3 separate regions of the Homo sapiens genome follow, and all the other regions are linked to region 1. A link is a contact called in ENCODE Hi-C or POLR2A ChIA-PET data. All regions are on one chromosome and are shown on one strand. Each heading gives the region's core, a stretch centred on a gene start or an enhancer-like site at or near the end of the contact. The rest is flanking DNA. Distances are from core to core; before and after follow the strand shown.

The links. A loop is a pair of places that touch in the nucleus more often than their neighbours do. ChIA-PET counts read pairs that join two places held with the same protein, here RNA polymerase II (POLR2A). Pooled maps may share reads with other maps.
Region 2: a loop to region 1 is called in a pooled map, with 5 times the contacts of the local background. The contact joins the enhancer-like site here to the promoter of ZKSCAN2-DT in region 1. A Hi-C loop is called at or near these places in 1 of 50 pooled maps. POLR2A ChIA-PET finds 5 or more read pairs at or near these places in 2 of 52 experiments (B cell and OCI-LY7).
Region 3: a map of posterior vena cava shows a loop between it and region 1 (11-fold over the local background). The contact joins the enhancer-like site here to the promoter of ZKSCAN2-DT in region 1. A Hi-C loop is called at or near these places in 1 of 168 maps with a recorded cell type or tissue (posterior vena cava) and 2 of 50 pooled maps.

Annotation. Positions count from the first base shown.
Region 1 is chr16:25,255,344-25,259,557 of GRCh38, forward strand. It overlaps ZKSCAN2-DT (ZKSCAN2 divergent transcript), which reads left to right and starts at 2,234. Exons shown (of 1, transcript NR_170220.1): 1 at 2,234-4,214. ZKSCAN2 (zinc finger with KRAB and SCAN domains 2) reads right to left here and starts at 2,502. Exons shown (of 7, transcript NM_001012981.5): 1 at 1,386-2,502; 2 at 1-49. The coding sequence starts at 1,784. RefSeq lists enhancers at 1,868-2,428, 2,844-3,163, 3,284-3,363 and silencers at 2,114-2,353, 2,434-2,633.
Region 2 is chr16:23,861,874-23,866,366 of GRCh38, forward strand. All of the region lies in intron 2 of PRKCB (protein kinase C beta), which reads left to right. Among named protein-coding and RNA genes, the nearest start is that of PRKCB, 28 kb to the left of the region's middle. RefSeq lists an enhancer at 3,887-4,493. Within about 2 kb of position 1,983, at least 7 of the 41 ENCODE cell types and tissues checked have a DNase peak (open chromatin) inside an H3K27ac peak, as active enhancers do; they include B cell and OCI-LY7, where a contact is called at or near this core.
Region 3 is chr16:27,187,205-27,191,419 of GRCh38, forward strand. No RefSeq gene overlaps it. Among named protein-coding and RNA genes, the nearest start is that of LINC02129, 13 kb to the left of the region's middle. Within about 2 kb of position 2,632, at least 3 of the 41 ENCODE cell types and tissues checked have a DNase peak (open chromatin) inside an H3K27ac peak, as active enhancers do.

The DNA of each region.
Region 1 (4,214 bases), core at 984-3,483:
ACGCTGCTCCAAGTGGGGAGTGCTTCTCCCGGTGCACGGGACTGCTGACCTGAGAAATGAAGTCAATACCATAAGAGGGAGTAAAACAGGCCCATATCAGGGCGAAATTCTCCCAGGAAAGACATCAAAGAAGGACAGAGACATGAGAAGGAATGAAAATTCCACTCCATTCCCAGTGGAGTCTCTGAGAGCGCTGGGCTGAGAGTACTGTCCAGCAGTCTGGGTGTAAGGTAACAGAACAGTGTTCTTTTTTCTGAGACAGAGTTTCACTTTTGTTGCCCAGGCTGGAGTGCAATGGCACGATCTTGGCTCACTGCAACCTCCACCTCCCAGGTTCAAGCGATTCTCCTCTCTCAGCCTCCCAAGTAGCTGGGATTACAGGCATGCACCAACACAACCGGCTAATTTTATATTTTTTTAGTAGAGATGGGGTTTCATTATGTTGGTCAGGCTGGTCTCGAATTCCTGACCTCAGGTGATCAACATGCCTCGGCCTCCCAAAGTGCTGGGATTACAGATGTGAGCCACCGCGCCTGGCCAGAATAATATTTAATACTAAACAGAGAAGGAAATCTGTCAGGAGTGAAAGAGCCTCCTTGTTGCTAGAATAGATATTATTTGACTCTATATCTGTTACGTTCGCAAAGAAGTTACCAGGACATGAATATATACAGTAGTGAAATGAAAACTTACAAAATTAATATCCACATCTATCTGTCTATCCCTGACCAATACAGCAACCTGCTGATAGATCTCTACACAATGCAAGTCTGATGCAAGGTGAAACCGCAAATCTTGCAAATGCTGCAGGATTTCACGAGGTTCATGAAAGTGAGGTTGAAGAACAACTAGAAGAGCATGCAAGCCACTGAGAAATGAAGATGTGGCAGTTAGACTGGAGGAGAGTGACAGAAATGAAGGCATGAGAGCACTTCAGAAGACACTGAGTGCAACAGTAAAACGCTTGGAGACGGCTCTGGGATAACGGATGAAGTCTTTTTTTTTTTTTTTTAAAGGGGGAACAGAATAGCCTTTTTTGATCAAAATGCGTAAGTGAACCTCTGTGACGCAAAACCATATTGTTCTCTTATATTGTTTTGTTGCAAACATTATGCCAAAGATGACGATAAATGCTTAGGTGAATAATGTCTGGTTTCCATTGTAAGATAATATTTCAATCAAAGCTTTTATTTTTCTATTTCATGTGAAATTCTGATCCCCTTTTAAGTGGATTCACTTAAAGTGAAAAGACCCCCTTATAGGGTCTTTTATTAGTACCATTTATCTTTCTCTGAAGAGCACGTCTTTCTGCAATACATCCCTGCCCACATGCCTTTCCCATTCCCTTTTTTCTAAGTACAAAAATTTGGAAAATCCTCTCTCACCTGCTGTCTTAGTCTTCCAGTCTCTTTCTCCAAATGCACTACCAGGGCCACCGCTTCCTCTCCACTTTGCGGACACTGCTTCTGTGCCCAAGCCTGAATCTTCTCGGGTAAAATGGTGAGAAACTGCTCAATCACCAGCAGCTCAAGTATTTGCTCCTTGGAACGCATTTCTGGCTTCAGCCACCGGCAGCAAAGTTCCCAGAGTTTACTGAAAGCTTCATGGGGTCCAGTCACATCCTCATAACAGAATTGCCTGAAGCATTTGCGGAAGGTCTCAGAGCTATCCGATCCTTCCAGAATGGGCTCTGATGCCCACTCAGGGTCCTTTTCCACCTTCATTATTAGGCATCCCTCAACCTCCAGGGGCGCGTCGATCTGAGAGTCGAGGGCGACAGCCATGCTGCAGCCCAGGGGTCAACTTCACGTCTAGCTCAAGGTGGGGACCCAAAGAAGACTCCAAGCGCTCCCTGCTTAATGTTCCTGGGAGTGTGATAAGGTACGGAGGTAAAAACGGCCAGGTCGGCAGGAACAGGGTATTCCAGGCTGATTAATCAAATCTATGCCAGGCCCTTGAAAAGGTGAACGTATACTCTAAGATGCAAAAGCCTGGCCTCTTCTCCAAACAAGATGTGACCGCGCAATGTGGTTTTCCAGAGTGCATCCCTCTTAGTGCAAAGTCGGAAACCGGGAGGCTGGACGACTGGGAGAAAAATGAAGCAGGCTGAGGAAAGGCTGGGCGGAGGCGGACAGCCGGGCCGGGAGGGGGTGTGTCCGCTACTCCCGGGTCGGGCGCGGAGAGGCGAGTCCCCGAGTGGGTGGGGCCGGATGTGCAGGCCCCGCCCGGCGCCAGGTTCCGGGCTCGGGTCACCGCAGCACGTCCAGGCCGCCGCGGGTGCCGCTGGGGCCGCCGGATTCCGAGAGCGGCGCCGGGCTCTTTCGGGCCCACGACGGCCCCGACCGTCCTGAGGAAACCGCTGCCGCCGAGGAAAGGCCGCAAAAACTGTTCCGCCCGGAAGGGAGAAGAGCTGCGGGGCGAAGCCAGGGCTCGCAGGGGGCAGCGGCAGGCTGCTCGCGTTCGGCCTCGTCCACTCGGCCCGCGGAGAGCGCGGGGGGCGCTGGGAACCGCAGTCACGCATGCGCCGCCTGCCACCGAGCGCCGCGGGGCCCGCGCGAGGCGTCCTGGCGGGCGAGGGGCTGGGGGAGGGGGGGGGGGCCGTGCGGTGGACTCTCGCGAGAGCGCGCGGCGCGGTGACTCGTCGCTGAGGGACTTTAAGATTGTAGAGGGGCGCGGAGGGTCCTCCCCGGGGCGGAGGGACACAGAGGGATTCTAGGGAACCTGCCGTCGCGAGTCCCGCTTCAGGCGGAGAATCTAGGCGGCGGCGGGGCCTCCCTGAGGCGGAGGAGTCGGCACCGGGGCCTGGCTGCCGGGGAAGGAGAGCACGGGAGCGGGGACTCCTGTGTCTGGCGGAGGGACACGGCGTTCCGGTGGAGGGATCTGTTCCTTGTACCTGGTCCAGGGTTGCGGTCGGGGATGGAGCGGTTACCCCGACCCTGCGGGACCTTCTTCCTCTGGCGGAGGTGCACGGCGCGGCGTGGTGTTTTTCTGGCGGAAGTATCTGTGCGTGGCCCCAGGCCCTTCCCGGCGCGGTCTCATCTGGGGCCACTTGTTGGCCCTCGCGTTGGGGAGGTTCATGTGGTGCATCCTGATGAGAAGGGGGGTCACAGGGGTCTCGGGGCCAGGGTTCAGCCAGCCAGGCCCCAGCTTGCTCTCTTCTGGTGCTGCCCCTGTCCCTGAATTCATAGACCCGGCTTTCCCTCTCTTGAGCACCTACTATGTGCCAGGCTGCGCTTTGCGCATGTAGCAGAGGCAACAGTGTCACCTGGGAAGCTGGTTTCCCCCAAAGGAACTCTTGTCTGTCCGTTGTTGCAGAGCCAGCGCATGAGACCAAGTGTGAGTATCAGGCAGTGCAGCCTTCATTCAGTGGCCATGGAATTGGAGAAGTGGGAGGGTAGCTCGCAAATCAAGCTCTCAGCTCTTGGAAACTGAGAAGTTACAGGTAATAGGGAGTGTTGACGAAAAGTAAAACCGTGCAAAATATTTGAAGAGATTTATTGTGAGCCAAATACGAGTAACCACAGCCTGTGATACAGCCCTCTCGAGGCCCTGAGAACATGTGCCCAAGGTGGTCGGGGTGCAGCTTGGTTTTATGTTTTAGGTTGGCATGAGACATCAGTCAAATACATTAAATACATTGGTTTGGTCCAGGAAGGCGGGACAACGCAAAGGGGTGGGGGTGGGGGCTTCCAGGCTATAGGTAAATTTAAATATTTTCTAGTTGACAATTGGTTGAGTTTGTCTGAAGACCTGGGATTGATAGAAAGGAAGTGTTCAGGTTAAGATAAAAGATAGTGGAGACTAAGGTTCTTTTGAAGTCTTATGGTGGCTGCTCTTAGAGATAATAGATGACAAATGTTTCCTATTCAGATCTTCAAAAGGTGTTAGACTTTTAGTTAATCCGTTTAGGATTGGGAGGGCCTGGAAGAAAAACATCTAGCTATGTTAATAGATGTTCTTTACAGATGCACATTTTACCCCACAAAGGATAGCTTTTGGGGGAAAATGCTGTCCTTTATGGAAGAAATTGCAAAATAGGGCAAGGAAACATGTTTTGGGGTAAAATATTTTGACTTTCTTTTTGTCACGTAATGTTATGCCAGAGTCAGAATGGAAAGTAAGTCATCATATATAGGATTAAATAAAACCCATCTGATGAGAATTTATGGTTTGTAGGTCATGACTCCCCAGATCCCTTAGATAGGAATTTGGGC
Region 2 (4,493 bases), core at 733-3,232, 1.4 Mb before region 1:
CTCTATCTCTTGAAATTTTGTTTTGTTAGATAATTCTCTTACTGCTTAAAACGTCTTAAGATGGGTTTTCTGTTCTTTCCAGTAGAATGCATTGTATCTCACACAATTTGAGGTTATTGCCTCAACCTACTCTGAATCATTGCTCCTCCCCCTTTTTTCCTGGTTGATTAGCTTCTCTTGAGATTGTGTCTTATCTTCCTGGTTTTTTGTATGTCGGGTAATTTTGGATTGTATCCTGGACACTGTAAGTGTTGTGCTGTGGAGACTCTGGATTCATTCGTATTTCTCTGAAAAGCATTGATGTTTTTGTTTTAGTAGGCCATTGACTTGGTTGGACAGTAGACTGTCTCTGGGACACCAGCTCAGATGTCAGTTCTGTTTTTTATTTTATCCTTGAGTCTTCTTTGGGACTGCCCCATGCATGCATGGTTCAAGAGTCAGCCAGACATTTGGGTGGGGTTTAGACACAGAATTTGGGGCTCTTCTCTCTTGGCTGTCTCTATTATGGAATTCCTTCCTCACTTTCCAGAAGCCGTGAGTGACCTGAAACCTGTCCTCTGGTTCTGTACACCAGAAAGACTTGAGGCTTCATGTTGAAGTTTTAGCTGACAGCAGCTTGCGTTCAGGGGAAAAGCTGTAAAATGACCATTCCCTTCTTCCAAGTTTCAACCTCTCTGCAGAATCTGCTTTCTTTTGTTCACTTTCGAGTAATTTCAGGAAAAAATTTTTTTTTCGTTGAGAGTTTTTACTTGTTACCTATGGAAAGGTTGGGTCTAGCTGAAGCTTGCTTGCCCATAACAGAAACGAGACTCTTTTCTGTCTAACACATGGGAAAACTAACGCCCAGAGAGGTGAAGTCATTTCCCCAATTGTCAGAGGCACTTGAGCCAGAGTGACTCCATCTTGAGTAAGGGCTAGGAAAATAAGACCGGGACTTGCTGGGCTGCATTCCCAGAAAGAAAGGTATTCCTAGCCTCTAGATGTCTACAGTTAAGGGAACAGATTGATAATGTTTACTAAACAGAGCCAGGCTTGGCAGTGTCCAGCTATCCCGATATCTTGAGAACAAAGGCATTCCTAATTTTGCTTTAAGGATAATAATATTGATTATTGCAAAACAGAGTAATTAAGAAAATTAATCCTTTATCACAAACCCTTGTAGCAGAACACATCTCTCCATGATTTTTAAAATCATATATATATGATTTATATATATGATTATATAATATATAACATATATGATCATATAATCATATATATGCATGTGTATGTGTATATATATACACATGCATATATATGTATATATGTGTATACATACATACGTATATATGTGTATATATACATACATATATATGTGTATATATATACATATATATACACATACACACACACACACACACACACACACACACGAATATTTTACCTAGGGTGGACGTGCTCCTTCTCTTACTTTTAGGAACCCCCTACTCTGTCTATGGAGTAACTGTTCTTTCACCACTTTACTTTCTTAATAAACTTGCTTTTGCTTTGCACTGTGGACTCACCCTGAATTCTTTCTTGTGCAAGATCCAAGAACCCTTTCTTGGGGTCTGGATCAGGACTCCTTTCCTGTAATACAATGTCACAGAGCTCTTAAGTGGCAGAGCTTGGGGCCAAACTTAGGCTGCTGCACCCGATGTCCCAGCTCCTCTGCCCTATCTAGCTGTGGATTTGTGCCTCGAAATAGAATTGCATTTTGAATGCAGTTTCATTTTCGTATGGAAAGTGTCTATCCTGTAAATGTAACTGTAGCAGCCCCAAAGCTGAGCTGGGCAGTTTTATGGCAGCCTGGAGTCAGTCTTGTCCGCTTCCAATCAGGGTTCCTGGACTGGCTCCTATATTAAAATTGGTATTAGTAGACAATGTTCCAGGCAGAGTTTTGGATAGAAACTATCCATCAGCACCAAGAATGTGCCTGATTTGGTAATCTTTTTACCAAAGTAAAAGTCAGTAGTAAGTTGTGGTTAAAAGAGAGGAAGTTCAGAGTTCAGTACGTTATTTCTCTCTCTCTCTCTCTTTGTTTAAATAAAAGAGGAAGTTACTGCTCTTATTTTTGTACCAGCCCGTCAGTAATGGGTACAGAGTAAAATCTTAGCTAAGCTGAGGTCAAACTTCAAAACTTAGTAATAAGGATCTCCCTTGTTCCTTTGTAGGGCGACTAACATGAAGGTTCTGACTCTTAACCCATAGAGCCACAAAAAATAGTCCTAGGAAAATCATATGATTTTATTTATTTTAGGAACAGAAATGGTCCCTTCCGAAGTAGAGGCATTTCTACTTCTTTCCTAAACACCATCTCTGCTCAGTGAGCTCTCCCACCCTCAGGTACTGTGTTTCAGGCTTATTGCTGTATTGCTAGAAGTATCCTCACCTTCGAGATTAAGAAAAGATATTTATTGCCGGGCACAGTGGCTCACGCCTGCAATCCCAGTCTTTTGGGAAGCTGAGACGGGAGGATCACTTGAGCCCAGGATCTTGAGACCAGCCAGGGCAGTATAGTGAGAACTCATCTTGAAAAGAAAAATTTATTGAGCTCCTACTGTATACTGGGGATACAGCAATAGGCAAGATAGCCCTTGCTCCTCATGTAACCTACAGATAATAAACAAGATTACAAACAAACAAAATAAGAGGTCGTTCTAGATTATGATAAGTGATGGAAAAGAAAAAACCTGTATCTACTTCTTATAGCAGAGACCTGCATTGGGAGTTGCTGTGATCAAACAGGAAACGGAAGGTGGAGTTTGCTTCTGTATCCCTCCATCCCTGAGTGGAGGCTGGGTGCTTCTCACGACCAGGGCCTCTGAGATTTCTTTTTTTGTTTTTTTTAAATTATTTTAGATTAAGGGAGTACATGTGCAGTTTCGTTACGTGGTTATGGAGCGTGATGCTAAGGTTAGGGTTTCTATTGGTCGCGCCACTCACATAGTGAACCTAGCATCTGATAGGTAGTTTTTTGACCCCCTTCCCCTATGCCCTCTCCCTCTTGGGGTCCCTAGTGTCGGTTGTTTCCATCTTTATGCCCCTGTGTACCCAATGTTTAGTTCCCACTTCGAAGTGAGAACATGTGGTATTTGGTTTTCTGTTTCTGCATTAATTTGCTTAGGATAATGGCCTCCAGCTGCATCCATGTTGCTGCAAAGGACACAATCCAAATAAGCACAATCAGAAATGACCAAGCTGACATTATGACTGATCCCACAGAAACACAGGAGATCCTCAGGGATGACTATGAACACCTCTATGCACACAAGTTAGAAAACCTAGAGGAAATGGGTAAATTTCCTTTGCACACAACCTCACAAGATTGAACGAGGAAGAAATAGAAATCAAGATTTATTTTCTGTTTTGTTTGTGTGTGTGTGTGTGTGTGTGTGTGTGTGGTTTTTTGTTTGTTTGTTTGTTTTTTGGACAGGATCTCATTCTGTCACTCAGACTGAGGTACAGTAGCACAATCACACCTCACTGCAACCCTGACCTCCTGGGCTCAGGTGATCCTCCCACCTCAGCCTCCAGGGCAGCTGGAACTACAGGCATGTACAACAATGCCCGGCATATATATATATATATATATATATATATATATATATATATATATATATATATGTGTGTGTGTGTGTGTGTGTGTGTGTGTGTGTGTGTGTGTGTGTGTGTGTGTATATGTATATTTAAATTTTTATATATAAATATATATCTATCTTTGTAGAAATGGGGTTTTGCCATGTTGTGCAGGCTGAAATTGAGATTTCCTAATGTAAGAAACAGAGCCCCAAGGGGCTCTTCTTGGGCTGGTCGCTGTATTTCATCAGGTGCCTCTGTGTTGGACACTTACTTCCCTCCATTGCATAGATTGGATCCTTTATGCTTAGCCTAGACTCTGCCCTTTGGGATGCAAGGAGCTGAGTGAAGGTTCTGGGAGAGTAGGCTTAAGCCCAGAAGAGGGAGGCCTCTCTCTGGATGTCATGCTAGAGCCTGCCTTTTAGTCTTTGTGTTTCCACTCTCCATCCTCCTCTTCTGGAGTTCAGAACCCCTTCCTGGTCAAATTGCCCCCGGGCTCTATGGGATCCTGTGGGATTCTATCCTTTGAGTCTACCCCACCCTTCAAGTACTTCCTGTCTTTTCACACCTAAGTGAAAGAAAGTAGGATAAGAACAGCAGTTGTTAACTTGATTGATTGTAAATTGCCTTCATTAGAAAATGTTAATTATCGCCCCTGGGAAGGGATTAATCCTTTAGGTCTCTAGGTTACTAGACTGGCAAAAGCCAAGTGTGCCTTGGTTGACTGTTTCTTTCTGAGAGTAAAGAGAAAACATCAGGGGAGGTAGAAACCTCAGTCATGGGGTAATCATTATGGCCATGTTTATCCCCATACACGTATCTTCTGCTGATTCTGGAGTCAGCTAGATTTTGTGACCCAGCATAGATGATATAGTGACATTGTCCTGCTGTGTTAA
Region 3 (4,215 bases), core at 1,382-3,881, 1.9 Mb after region 1:
AGTTAAAAAGAATTTAATTAAAAATAAAATAATTTTAAAAAGGCTAACATCAACAGTGGTAAGTCATGTTGATAGTATGTACCCTTTTTTTTTTTTTTGAGACGGAGTCTCGCTCTGTTGCCCAGGATGGAGTGCAGTGGTATGATCTCGGCTCACTGCAACCTCTGTCTCCTGGCTTCGAGTGATTCCCCTGCCTCAGCCTCCTGAGTAGCTGGGATTACAGGTGTGCATCATCACATCTGGCTGATTTTTGTATTTTTAGTAGAGATGGGGTTTCACCATGTTGGCCGGGCGAGTCTTGAACTCCTGGCCTCAAGTAATCTGCCCACCTCGGCCTCCCAAAGTGCTGGGATTACAGGCGTGAGCCACTGCACCCAGCCAGATAGTATGTACCCTTGATATGATGTGATGAGAAGGGTACTTCACCCCAAAATGCATAACCCCAGCCTAACCATTAGAACATCAGAAAAACCCAGCCAAGGGACTCGCTACAAAATACCTGCCTAGTACTCAAGACCATCAAGGTATGAAAACCAAGGAAAGTCTGAGAAACTCTCACTGCCAAGAGAAGTCTAAGGAGACATGGCCACCAAGGTAATGTGGTGTTCTGGATGGGATCCCAGAAGACAGAAAGGACATGAGATAACAACTCAGGAAATTTGAATAAAGTATGAGCTTTAGTTATTTTAAAAAAGTATCAATATTGGTTCATTAATGGTGGGAGATGCACTATACCATCTAAGATAGTAATCATAGGGAAAACTGGATGCAGGATATATGGGAAATTTCTGTACTAGCTTTCTGATTTTTCTGTCAATCTAAATGTATTCTGAAATTAATTTTTTAATTTAAAAAAGTCATACAGTCTGAAGCCATCCTGTTGAACAGACCACACAGAGAGAACACAGTGGAAACAGAGATGCCCCGCTGGGTGTGATGGCTCACACCTGTAATCCCAACACTTTGGGAGGCTGGGGTGGGAGGATCGCCTGAGCCCAGGAGTTCGAGACCAGCCTGGGCAACACAGCAAGACCTTTTCTTTACAAAAAAAAAAAAAATTAATTAGCTGGGCATGGTGGCTCATGCCTGTAATCCCAGCTACTTGGGAGACTGAGGCAGGAGGATCGCTTGAGTCCAGGAGTTTGAGACCAGCCTGGGCAACATAGAGAGACACCGTTTCTACAAAATAGAAAAAAAATTAGCTGGGTGTGGTGGCGTGGCCCTGTGGTCCCAGTTACTCAGGAGGCTAAGGTGAGAGGATGGCTTGAGCCCAGGAGGTCAAGGCTGTAGTGAGCCTTGTTCACGCCAGTGCACTCCAGCCTGGGCAACAGAGTGAGACCCTGTTTTCAAAAAGAAAAGAAAGGAAAGGGGAGGGAAGGGGAGGGGAGGGGAGTGGAGGGGAGTGGAGGGGAAGGGAGGGGAAGGGAAGGGAAGGGAAGGGGAGGGGAGTGGAGGGGAGTGGAGGGGAAGGGAGGGGAAGGGAAGGGAAGGGAAGGGAAGGGAAGGGAAGGGGAAGGGAAGCGGGAGGGGAGGGGAGGGGAGGGAAGGGGAGGGAAGGAAGGGAAGGGAAGGAGAAGGGACGGGGGAGGGGAGGGAAGGGGAGGGAAACAAATGCACAAGGACCCCCAGCTGTTCCAGCCCCCAGATATTTGAGTCTTCCCAGCCCAGGTGCCAGACATGCATGTGATGGGGGCCTTTCAGATAACTTCAGCCCCTGGACTTCTAGCTCCCCAGTTGATACCAAGTGGAACACAGACAAGCTGTCTCCACCAATCCCTGTTCACATTATAGATTATTGCTCAAAATAAATGGTGTTTTAAGCCACCAAATTTTATGGTTGTTACTCAGCATTAGATACATGGGACAACTGGTCTGCAAACCGACTTCAGTGGTTGATGTGTCTTCTGTACTGACTTCTGCTACGTGCTGGGCACTGGCGACACAAGATTCACAGGATATGGTCCCTGCCCTTGAAGAACTCACATTCAAGTAGAAGAAATCGAGTGCCATGACAGTGACGGCAAACAATGACAATACTGGATTACAGGGATCAATACAGCACTTCAGAGACGGAGAAATGAGTGGATGGCTCTAGGGGATCCTGGGGATACTGATGCCAGTGGCGCCCGTTTGGAGCAGCCGCTGTGAAGACGCTGGCTGCAGTGGGGGAGAAGCAGCCAGGGCTGTGCACTCCACGGAGCTGGTGGGAGCCAGGAACAGGCAGGGCTCCTGCCTGCCCTGTTGTGAGTTGGTGGAGTGGGAGCCCCGTGCTCTTCCGGTACAGCTGCAGCTGCCCAGCCATGGCTCCAGACCAGGGCATCCCTAAGTTCTCAGGGGTCGGGGAAGCCCCCGCCACGACAGGCTCAGAAGTTCCTGCTCCAACTGTCTGGCCTCTCCCTGCTCCCAGCACTCACTTCGATTTCAGAGCAAAGCTGTGGCCAAGCCTGGGGACTGTCTCAACCCGGCCAGGTGTTGCACACGCAGAGCAGTGCTGACATACCAGCCTCCTGCCATCTCAGCCCCTCCAGACTTTGGTCACTGACAAACATGGGAGGGAGGCCAAGGGGGAGCTGAGGGCAGCTTGGCACAGGCCTGCAGGAGCCCCTTTGCATAAACAGCCTGGGCACCGTGGATGACATGTATTAAACAGGTGGCAGCAGGAGGCAGACAGGCTCCCGGGCAGAAAGGGGTGGGTCTCCAGTGAAGCCCCACCTTCAAGCCAGGGACAGGCTGGCCTGAAACCTGGGGGCTGGGCTGTCAGTTCCAGGTGGAGTCTGCAGCCCAGAGTGAGAACTTATGGGCTTTTTCTGGGCCCATCCATGGGAGGAACACACTTCCTCCCTTCTGAAGCCCGTTAAAAACCCCGGACTCGCAGAGATGTCAGGACAACCTGCCTGTGGATAGGCGCTACCCACTTCTGGTCTCCTGAGAGCTGTACTGTCGCTCAATAAAGCACCTCTTCACCTTGCTCACCCTCCAGTTGTCCTCGTACCTCATTCTTCCTGGACGCAGGACAAGAACTCAGGACCCAGCAAATGGCAGGACTGAAAGAGCTGTAACACAAACAGGGTTGAAACATGCCCCCGTGCTTGCCATATTGCGGGAGACGAGAAGGAGAGAAGAGCTGCAGCCCTTCGGGGAGCCCAGACCTAGGGGCTCCCTCAGCCAGAGCTGCGACACCCTCTTTGGGGCTCTACGGCGTCTCCAACCTCCCGGGCACCACTGCGTTCCCCTTGTCTAGATGTGGGTGCCCACAGTGGAAGCCACTTGCAGTGCATCAGACACAGCTGTAGGCTTGCACAGAGCCAGCATCTGTGCCAGCGCCTGGAGCTGCCCACCCTGCCACGGCAGCCGGTGTGCCTAGCTGTGCACAGTGGCCGGACCCCATGCTCGCTCACTCACACACCCCTGGCTGCTCCATGCCTGGCTCACCCTTGGCAGGTGTGGGGTCTAGTCCAGTAGCATAAGCCAAGTGCAGCCTGCCAGGCTGAGTCAGCAGAACAAGCCCACCCAGCAGACCCGAGCAAAGCTCAGGCAAAGGTGCTACCAGCCACAGAGGCTTCTGGCTAGAAATCTTACAATAATATGAGGAGAGAGGAGTGAGAATAAGCACTTATTGAGCACCTCCTATGTTACACTGTTCTTTTTTTTTTTCCAGACAGGTTGTCACTTTGTCACCCAAGCCGGAGTGCGGTGGCATCATCATAGCTCACTGCAGTCTCACACTCCTGGGCTCAAGCGATCACTCCCACCTCAGCCTCCTGAGTGGCTGGAACTACAGGTGCAAACCACTGTGCCTGGCCAATTTTTAAAATTTTTGTAGAGATGTTGTCCAGGCTGGTCTCAAATTCCTGAGCTCAGGCGATCCTCCTGCCTTGGCCTCCCAAAGAGCTGGAGCTATAGGCACAACCCACTATGCCCGGCCTACCCTGTTCTAAATATGTTACAACATTTATGTGAATTAATCCTTCCAATTAACCCTATGATGTCATTATTATAAATATTTCAGAGATGAGGAAACTGAGGCACAGAGAAGTAAAGAGATTGCTCCGGGCCTCCCAAGTGTCAGAGATGGGATTTGAAAGGTGTGCTCTAAACAGAACACATATTTCCCATCTATAAAATGAGTGTATCAGACAAGATGAACTCCATGGCCCTTCCTGCCATCAAGGCTGGTGTTCGGGACATGTGTGGGTTTTGCCTGACTCACATCTG